Regions from separate parts of the Homo sapiens genome. Here region 2 is linked to region 1. A link is an interaction called in ENCODE POLR2A ChIA-PET data of the cell type or tissue named here. Cell type or tissue: MCF 10A. All regions are shown on one strand. Links, peaks and the distances in the headings refer to the core of each region. The heading gives the core; the rest is flanking DNA.

Region 1 (5,384 bases), core at 132-5,131:
ATTAAACAGCCTCGAAATACTCCTTGTGTTTGCCTTGGGTAGTGGCGGAAAAAATAAAGAAGAGAGATAAGGGATCAGAAGGAACAGATCTTGAGAAATTTATGAATAATTAATAAGAATTGAGAGAAGAAAGAGAGTGAAAAAAAATTTCCATGGGAAGAATTCCTCTACCTGGACAGGACAGGAAAGGTAATCTTGTGCCTTACCGAGAACCCCAAAGTAGACTGAGCTTGTCCGTAGCCCTTGCCCCCTCTCACCATGTCTTACCCCAGCCATTCTTCCTTCTCCCATAACCTTTCATTCACATCTCCCCATTCCATTTCTTAGCAACCATGTTAGCAAGTGACTAGTGTCCTCCCCATATCCTTACACAGATGTGAGCAGTTCATACTGTCACACTAACTGCAGACTTCATTCTGCCTGTCTCTTTCAATCTATTTAGAAGGGAAAGACAAAAAGAATGGTGAGAAACTACTATTCTGTGACCCAGCAACTGGCCAGAAGTTTCAGATTTGGAGCAAGGCTGAGAAGAGGTTGAAGAAAGATTAGCAACGCTATAATTAGCTGATGGGTACTGTTGTATACACCCTTACTTATAGCAAAGAGAGCTCTCCATGATTCATTGTGTTATTTCTAGGCATTTGGCTCATACCAGCCAGTTTGCTTCAAGATTTTCTCAAATCTTTTGTGGTTCCCATATGCTGAGAAAGCCATTCTTTAGGAGCAGAGATGTTATCTATTCCTCAAGTTGTGCAATCATCAGTTTGCAAAGCCAAAGCCCATTGCTGCCTTGCCAGATTTCATCTGACCCCAAACAATTAAGGGACTAGTATTGGTCATTTGCATGGCATTTTGAATCCCAAAAGAAATATGAAAAAAATCATTTATCCTTGAAAGGTTGACTGAAACAATCTTGCAGCAATTTTTCAGCTCAGCCCACAGAATGTTTACAAATCTCTTCTGACACTAGGCATAGTCCAGCAATGATATATCTGATAGAAATTGCCCAAAGGAGTTCAATACTAAAGCTCTGAAATTGAACCCAAATTTAAAAACACCACAGCCTGATTTCCTTTCAGTCCAGCCTAATATTTTTCTAGCTTTTCTTCTACTAACCAACTTTGAAACAGCTGGCCTGATGCTAGAATAGGTCCTGTATTTAGTTCACAAGTTGGAGGAGGGGTAGTGTTACCCCAAGAAGCAAAGAGACTCCTGTTTTTAAGGCAAGGCCCTCCTTGCACACAACACTAAATCTGGCCCACTGACCATCTAGATTTCCCTTTTAGAAATATTCTGAACTGGAGACCCTTGCAGACACAAGCCCAAGGACCAAGGGTCATCTTTACCTTTTTTTCTGTGTGGATCAGTACTAAGAAAGCTCTCAAGTGTGCCTTGCTACATTTTTGTTCTTAAGACTTCTACTTATATTTTATACACTTTTTATTGTCAGGAAGCTAGGGGCTTCATTCAACATCTCCCTATTCCTAAGATGGAGGTCTATCTATTAATATACATTCTTCCTCTTTTTTTCTTAGTCCAAGACTTTGTATATTTCTGAATCAGCAGTTGTACACATCTGGCACAAACAAGACAATTTTTTAATTTGTCACTTCCTAGTTTTCTGAAAGATGACAGATTCTGTCAATTTCAGCAATCCCCCTCCTAATTTTTTCTGCCATTGTTCCAGAAAAGAAAAGCTTAGAAAAATATTGTCAAATCACTTTTGCTAATCCTCCTGTAGTAAGAGGATTCACTCCATGATTTAATATCTTCTCAGCTTGGCTCTGTAACACTTCTTTCGGATTCTTCTGCTTCTGTTAGAAAGGAGGCTTTGATTTCATCTCAATGTTGCTAGGATGAAGACGTTTGCTAGCCATTAGCTTTCTCATTGCAGCATCAGTAGCACACATTCTTGATTTGTCCCCTGACGTCCATAGTAGCTTTTGATCTCTTAATAATCTAGAGAGTGGTGAAGTGAAGGTGGCAGCAATTGGAAGAGAACTTCCAGCTGATATTTCTGTTGCCCTTCTGCTCTTTCAGATTTTTCTGTCTTCTGGAATATCTTGATCTCCAGGAAGAATGGAGCCAAACACTCACCTTATGATTCAGCCCTCACGCCTCATGTTTTGTGAAATTATATCTGTGCTGAGACATTGCACACTCATTCCGTTTTCCTTAGCATTGATATTATAATACTATTGCTTCAATCTTGGCCTCCTTCCAACCACTGGGAGACAGAGAAGTTGCATGAAGGATATGTGAGGCTATGTTAAACCAGAATGATGATAACACTGCTTCTCCACACATAAGTCATACCCATTCCCACTACCACTAACTCAAATATCTCTGGTGAGCAGGATAATTTCTAATGCTCAGCTAAATGGCCCTTTATTTCAAGAAGTAGAGAGATCTACATTCAAGGACACTTTTTTAAATGGGCAGATCTTGAGATTGTAATGGAATATTTTCTGTGGATATTATTGTCACCCAGGTGAACTTCCTTCAATTTTTATTTTTACATAATCCCTTCTCTACCATCCCTTGATCCTTTTGGCTAGATTTAAATGAAGAATAAAGGCTGTACTAGAACCTACAAGTCCAGATATATAACCTGGCACCTGTCTATATCTCCAATCTCCTCTTCTATCCGTCTCCCTCTCTTAATCAGTTTTTGATAATGGTGGCCTGATGTTCTTTCCTACCACAGTCCCCAGCAATCTTCACACACACACTGTTTCTTCAGCCTGGGATTCTCTTCACCATCTCTAAAATGTAAGCAGCTCCTACACATCCTTCACTTACAGAGACACCGTATCTTCCACACAGACACTCCTCGGTCATCTCCAGACTAACTCGCTGCTAGTGAGCAACTGCAACTTATGTTCCCATGTATCCATTCAATCTTCTCTTAATAAGCATATTCCCTCATTTCTGGGGGACTCTCTGTCCCTCGCTCTTGAACCACATCTCATTTTGGTGAGGCTCCACATGGCACAGGCTTATGCCAAATGGTGGTTGGTATGAAGATGGGTTCATTACACAATCATACTTTTTCTGAGGATGTTGGAATCAACATCTCACTTTTTCCTACTGTCTTGGAGCTGGGATGTGAGCTGTAATGCCGCTGTAGCTGGAACCCTCTCAAAATGGCATTAACACAGTAGACGCAGAGCTTTGAAATGGAGAAAGAGAAACCAGATATAAATGGCTATGGAATTACTGTTGCCAGGGAAGCCTGAAGGCTTCAACTTATAAAATTCCTCTTCTTCTTCTTCTTCTTTGTTTTTATTTTCGATTAAAGCAGCTTGACTTGAGTTTTCTCTCATTTTTAAAAGAAAAATTCTCCGTTGCACACTTTGAGCACCCTGAGTCTTCTCACATTTTGGCATTCACGACAAGGGTAAGCATTTGTTCAATTTCTATCTCTTTCATACTAGATTGGAAATTCCATGGAAGTTGGAATCCTATGAGTCTTATATATCACTATTTCTCTCGTTTCTAGTACAATGTGGAGCACATAATGAAATATCAATAAAATATTTCTGAATTTAATGAATGAATGAATGGGAGATTCTGAGATCCCAACCCCTATCAGGCCTTTTGTTCCATGATCCTGATCTGAAAAAAGTGAATCTAGTTCCCAGTGCCTAGACTTGCTGTTCTGTTATGGAAAGATCTCTATTAGGGAGCATTCCCACAGTGTTTTCAGTCCCTCACTCCCTTGAAGAGTAACTTATCTTATGCCTTGGCTCTGTAGCTTGGCAAACTCTTCATGCACCCTAACTCCACCACTGCACAACTCCTATAAAGTCTGAACTTTGATTGGAGGTGATGAGGAGAGGAAGTGTTCATGCAATGTAGAGAATCTCTTGAAAGCCCACATGACCTTTGTAAAGCCTTATTTTTCAAGAGCTTCAGTGGCAATAAAGGCAATTGTTTAATCTTCAACCTGTGGAATCCATTGGCTATCCCTTAGCTGGTTATAAACAAAGGTAGGAAAAAAATGGGATACTACTTATTTTCCTTGTGAAGCCCAACATATGGTTGGAAACATTTAGAAATAGAAAAGGATTGGAATTTGGTAAATTAAATGGCATTTTTACCTCAAGGCTTCCTGTGGGGCCTTGATTATAGGCATGAGGCTATAGATTTTAGCAACTAGGTATTGTGGGATTTTGACCCTATGTCACGGGGTTGGTTCCTATATCTGTGTGGCTGGTTTTTAACTAGTGCACTTGTAAAGGCCTTAGCCTTTAGAAGTAAATCATATGGCATTTTGACTTTTATAAGTCACTAGAGTTAACGGCAACTTTGTTTGCAAATGATAACTTTTTGTAACATTCAGAAATCTAAGCAAATGCCAACTAAATGGGGTGAGGGGCTTAGTAAACCTGTGCAAGCCATGTTATTTCTGGCAAGGATCTGATCAAAGGAAAAGAGTCTTCCTGTTACACACATTTAGGCACTGTGGCAGAACAGGGAGGAGCCGAGGGATATCCAGGAAGGGGTGCCGCAGAAGAGTCGTTTGCTGTTTGAACTGTGTTTCTCAGTCAAGAAAGGAGTTCTCTATTTTAAACTTCAAAGGTAGCTACTTTGCGTTTGTGCTACAGAGCACTGTTATATGTGAGATGCTAGCTTTACACTTTTAAACCAAGAATAGTTAGTCCTTGATTAAGTACCCATAATTTTGTTCATTGTTGATATTATTTTGAACCTCTTTTAGAGCCTGGAGAGGAGGTAGGGAAGAAATAACTTTGAATTCAAGTGGTTTATCCACAGATCCAAGAGTCACCACAGAGTAAATTGCTTTAGTTAATTACGTAAGTTTAGAAAAGGGCCTTGGACTTTAGAGTTCCAAGCTACAGTTTTTCCCATGGAAAAGCAGGAGATTGTTTTAGTAAACGAAGAAGAAAAACTGAGGGTCCTTATTTTAAACATACCATTATCTTAGAATGTTACAGAGAAAAAAAATTGATGAAATTATTATTAACCTGAAGGCCAGAGGCAAAATTTAAATCCTAAAATACTTGCTGTCTAGGAATCAAGGCTGCTCAGAGAAATCTAAGAATGGAGTAGTTTGAGAACAAAGAAACAAACATGTTTCACTCACACAAACAGAACAAGAAGAGCAATAAAGTATTAAGAAAAATTATCCAAAAATAGGGGGAAAAAATCAAAGAAGGGTGGGTGGTGTTTCCTTTCGATATCATGCTGGAGCATTGCTTAATAGGCCCACCCAAGGATTCTTTCATTTTCCTGGGGAATTTGCTTATGTTTGTCATTCCTTTTATAATTTTATTAGAGTGCAGACATTGTAAAGTTTCAGGTTAACTTGCATATTTCAGTCCAGTAGAGAAGATAATCCAAAAGGTTATAGTTTTATT
Region 2 (5,384 bases), core at 324-5,323, 120 kb after region 1:
AGGGTGCTTACTACAAATCCCTTTCACCTTCTCAAGTTTAATCTGTCAGGACTCCAGAAGCACTGTATTTTGAAATATATCTTCTGGCTATACAGGTGATTCTATATTGAGGAAGGGTATGGGTTGGAAGTAGAAATGGGGGGACATGGGGATGGGCTGAGAGTGAAGATGGGAATGAAAAGGACAGGGAGGATCAAATGGAGCTGCTACAATCTAGCAGGTGGCACAGAAATATAGAAAGCAGCCCTAACCACTTTTGTCGAAGTAGAGTATTGCTCTCTGCACTTTGTTGTTTGTATCTACTAATGGGTAATCAAGATGTTGGAACAGAAAAGGCAGCTGATCTTAAAGCCTAAAAACCAAGGAAATATTGGATTTGGTGAGGGCTCATGATTTCTCCTGAGTTCTGAGGGGGAATCATGAACACACATTATTTTACATCACTTCTTCCAGAACCAGTTCCGTATAAGAGCCCCAAGAAAACATTGATGTGTCACACTAAGAACAGCCTGCTTAGCCAGTAAATATAACATTCTTTGAGTATGTCACTGCAGTCATCCACAAACATTTTACTCAAGAATCTATGCCTATCTTACCTTAGGCATCCTTCAATGAGCAGCATTATAGTGTCATAATGAATTAATATGAATCCTAGCTTCACCAATGCTAACTCTACCAACAGAGGAAGTAAAATGCATAGCACTTTTTAAGTTCCCATGCTGCTTTAAACCTCTTTTCTGGTATGTACTCTCCTGAAAAGGGTGCACAGAATCTGAGTTTCATAAATATGCAGGAACATAAATTCATTAAAACAACTTTAGGGTGTCCAGTGTAATTATTCATATTTAGAATTTACTGAGCATCAAGCATGCCAATGATGTAAAGTTGACAGATTTGAATAAGAAGCTCAAAAAGGGACATGTCAATTTCTCCAGCGTTACAGCTCACATTTGATTCTCAGCTCTTAAGGACCAAAAAGAAATGAAGTCTTCTTTAATTTGCAAGCAGCCAGCTGTGCTCACTCCACATCTTGCATCAGCCCTGTGAAGGAGTCAGAATGTAGTGGATGGTCCTGCCCATGACTCATGAGGTGGAACAGACCCAGCTCACATCTCATCTATCTGGATTGGCTCCCATACAATAAAAATCTTTCTTCCGTTGAGTTGGTGAAAAGAAGAGAAGCAAAATGGGCATGTGTGACGTGTAAGAGGGCGCCATTTAATCAGACAGGCCTGTGAAACACTTTCAAGAGTCCAGGGCTGGCAGTGAGAGGTAATGACAGGTAACGTGCAGAATGAAGAAAGCAGAAAGCATATAGAAGTTGCTTCTTAATGGAAACGTGTTTCATCAGAATGATCAGAAACATGTGTTCTCCCCAGATTGGGAAACCATCTTGAAAGACTTCATCACAAAAAGGCCTTGGGTGGGAAGTACCACAAGGGACCCATCCAGGAGGGGTGGGAGGAGGTGCAGCTGGGTGGGAAGCTGGCAATGGACTGTGAGAGGAAAAAACAAAGGGCAGTCAGCGCTCTCATGGCAGATTCCCAAGAGAGAACCCTTTCCAGGAATTTAAAATTCTGAATAATTGTTGAGAATTTCTAAAAATCAAGAAGATTATAAACTTTTCTTTCAGGGGATTCCACAGCATTGAGAGAGACCAGATGGCTGGCAACAAAATTCCAGATCCAGGAAAGGTCCAGCATCTACATATCCATCCACTTTTAGTGAGCTAATGCTTTCTCCTACAGAGTGTATTTGTCTAATTGAATTGAATTGAATTGAACTGAGGTGTGGAGGTAAAAAGGCTATTGCAAATAAGTGTTCCTGTTTCCAAATAGTCCATACAAAAACCTGCAGTTTCTTGCCAAGCAGAAACTACCAGGCTTTGGTTTCCTCACTATAGAATAAATTTAAACTCTAAAATAACCAGGGAGGCAACATAGTAGAGTGGGTTAAGAGCACAAGCTTGGCAGTAAATAGACGAGAGTTTGAATTTTAGCTTGGCTGCTCTCCAGATGTCAGTCTTTGACCTCAGAAAGCCTCAGTTTCTTCATCTACAGAATGGAGATGCGGAAAGTGCCTAGTTCACAGAGTTGAACTGAGATGAGATGAGATGAATGGGTGCCAAGTGCTTTGCACTGTGCATGATGCAGAATGAAGACTCAGTAACCCTTCACTGCTATTATTGATTTTAAAAATCAGAATTGTGACTTCGGATTTAGTGAGCATAAAATTTTCATGAATGTTAATCCAAACTGTAGTATATAGTATTCTTATGAAGAAATGAGGACACAGTGTCCTATCTTCATGTGCGCTGTTAAAATCATGACATAGTGACAAAGATAAGTTTTGGTCTAGGTATGCAAATCATGCAAATCCTTGACACCATCCCTCTTGGATGAAAGGGGATTAATTCCCACTATATAGATGTGAGATACAATTATGAAAGTTCTAATCATATACTCACAGCTACATTACAAATTAGCAGCAAAGAGAATATGTACCCTCTTGAATTTCTTCCAGTATTGGGTTCTCCACTCTCTGGATTGCACGTTTGATAGCCAATGATTTTTGCAACCTAAACAAAATAAGACCTTCTTAAGCAACTGGCCTCAGCATTTGACTTTCAATCTGGGAAGAATCCCACATGCTATTCAATATGCCCCCATAGCACTCTGCCTAGGTACTTCCCAAACTAGCACCCATTAGGCAGCACCTTACTGCACTCACTTCACAGAAGTCTTTTTCTATGTTATTGCATCTTACATTTTCCTCGGCTGTCTCTTTTCCTGCCAGCCAACAGTTCTTGTTGTTTTTGTTATTTTGTTTTTTGAGACAGGGTCTCGCTCTATCACCCAGGCTGGAGTGTGGTGGCATGAACGGTTTAACTTGTGCTATAAACCTAAACCTCTATCTATCTCTAATTGTGCCATACACATACATTTTAGCTACAGAATTCTGGACCTAGATAGCACTCCCTGCAAGCTTGGACTTGCCACCTGGAATTCAGAAAAAGTATTCTGCTCCCTGGTGTTAACTACCTATGCTGACCAGTTGCCCAAAAGAACCTTAGGGAAAGGTTTCTCTTATTGCCCCTTGGGCCACCAGTCAAACCATCGGTGCTCTTAGGACTGCCCTCTAAAAACACAGAATTTGCCATTTACATCAGCTATGTAATCTGCATTCTGGCACTACCATTGCCTGGCACCCAGCCATTAAGCCTGGCAGCAGAGAACAGTCATAGTCTTCTCGCTAGTTGCCCGCTCCATTTTGGCAAGATGAATGCTGTATCATTGGGAAAGCAGACTTAATTGGTTTTCTGGGGGTGTTTAGTTAAGTCACCCCACCTCAGCTCCAAGTTGATGGAAGTGTCACTTTGCCCTTTCCAACAACCAGAGCAAATAAATGATGGGGACATACTCCAAAATGTACATGGCTGAGTCCTCTTGCTCTCCTTTTTTTTTTTCCCCAGTGACTTTGGGGAGGTTTGGGCAGTGATCCTGCATACACAATACTGTTCTTGTTCTTCTTTTCTCTTACAGAGCAGCCTTGAATAGCTCTGTCTAAAATTATTAGCAGGGGCAGCCCTAGGCTCCAAGAGATCACAGCCCTCATGCTGGGCCTGAACAAAGACCCTGCTTTTTCCCAACAATTAGCCCTGCAAAAAAGGACATCTATCTCCCTCTATTAAAACCACCACGTGCCTTCAAGTCAGCCCATTGTAAAGCTAATTAAATAACACGCCTCTCTCCCCATGCAGGTCTCCTGATTAGCTTTCCTCTGTCAGAAACCTCTGCAAAGAGCCTAGTGATAGACAAGCCAATGTTCCACTTCTCCTTAGCCCCGCTCCCATCGCCAATTAGCCGTCGCCTTTGAAAAGCCATCCTTATCAATGTTGGTGAGTTTGTTCACGCTCCATATCCATCCAAAGCCCAGACGCTAGTCACCTCCACCTTAAAGGAATGGATAAGGTTCATACTGCTTTTAAAATAAATTATTTGGAAAGGCAAAAGTTTTCATCACAGTGTAAAATCTTTGGCCAGCATTCCCCACATCGCAATACACAAGGGCTGCCGCCGCCATTGCAGGAGAGTGTCAGAGAAGGACTTTTCTGAAAGTCAGAGAGCCTGGGCAAGATGCAGCCAAGGTGGCCATTTCTACCAGATTTCTAAAAACAGGATGCAGAAGACCACCCTTTAGGTTAAACTCCCTTAGATACTCCTCACCGCCAAACAGATAAAATCCAAGCACAGTCCAAAAGGCCAAAATTGGTCCTCTTTACCTTTTGACCACACCTCACCTTCTCCCCCACATAGGGACCCTGCTCTCTGACAATCCTGGACTTGTGGCAATCCCTTGAACACACTCTAGTTCTTCACTCTTTTATGCATTTTTACAGGCTTTTTTCCCTTCTGGAAAGCCCTGTTCTACCTGCCCAGCACCTCTGTCAAGACTCAGCAGTAAATCACCTCCCCCATGGTTTCCAAGGCCTTGCTAGATAAAATCAGGCACTTCCTACTCTGTGCTCTCAGCAGCACATATAGGTTTCCAATGGGGCGCTTACGTTACCAAAAATAATCTGAGCCCCTCAAGAACAGCAATCATATTCTACTTAAATTTGAATTTCCAGTTTAAACACAAGGACTTAGTGAATGCTTAATAAGTGTTGGAAGAATAGATAACTGAGTAACTGAGTAAATGAAATGAGTAAGTAAAAGAATGACTAAATGAATGAATAAAATAACCACTTTATACCAAATGTGATCTAAGATGGTACATTCAGGCCTACTTCCAGCTTCGCTACAGATGGTCTTTGTGCATAGTAAAGGGCGTTATTATTTTATGACATGGTTTTCTTTGTTTGAAATTGTCAGATCTCCTACACATGCACACATGTTTACACATGCACTTTTTAAATACAATTTTTTAAATGATAAAAATGGAGGGAGAACAGGCCAGCTATTTTCTAACTCTGCTTAATAGTTCTAGAGCTTAACTTTTCAAACTAGTCTTTGAGGTTTCTAGCTGATTTAATCTTTAGACCATAAAAAATTTCCTTCCAAGTGTTTTTAGGAAGACTCACCAGTCTTCTTGGATGTCCCATACAGATGAGTAGATGACTAGACTATAAAGAAATCCCATATACAATTTAAGTTTTCCATGAAATGCTCATAGACCTCAAAATTAGCAATGAAAACAAGAAAATTTTTTCCTTTTTTAAGAATATTTTATTTTAAGGTTCAGATACACGTGCAAGACATGCAGGTTTGTTACACAGATAAACATATGCCATGGGTGGTTTGCTGCACCTGTCAGCCCATCACCTAGGTATTAAGCCCTGCACATATTAGCTATTTATCCTGATTTTCTCTTTCCCCGTACCC

What was found. Peaks named below come from ENCODE experiments on the same cell type or tissue, not always from the same donor. Only the 100,000 strongest peaks of a DNase experiment are listed, where the experiment ranks them.
Region 2: POLR2A ChIA-PET joins it to region 1 with 5 read pairs; 4 of 35 experiments call an interaction of 5 or more read pairs at or near these places.

Annotation. Positions count from the first base shown.
Region 1 is chr11:128,407,512-128,412,895 of GRCh38, forward strand. No RefSeq gene overlaps it. Among named protein-coding and RNA genes, the nearest start is that of MIR6090, 110 kb to the right of the region's middle. In MCF 10A, for the core only: no CTCF peak of the experiment used is centred there; DNase peaks (open chromatin) are centred at 720 and 2,190.
Region 2 is chr11:128,529,203-128,534,586 of GRCh38, forward strand. The region is part of intron 3 of ETS1 (ETS proto-oncogene 1, transcription factor); the gene reads right to left. It overlaps ETS1-AS1 (ETS1 antisense RNA 1), which reads left to right. Exons shown (of 4, transcript NR_120581.1): 4 at 936-1,181. It overlaps LOC124902790 (a long non-coding RNA gene), which reads left to right and starts at 1,187. Exons shown (of 3, transcript XR_007062949.1): 1 at 1,187-1,272; 2 at 1,634-1,724; 3 at 3,761-3,848. RefSeq lists enhancers at 2,640-3,337, 3,338-4,035, 4,205-4,706. In MCF 10A, for the core only: no CTCF peak of the experiment used is centred there; DNase peaks (open chromatin) are centred at 1,069 and 3,209.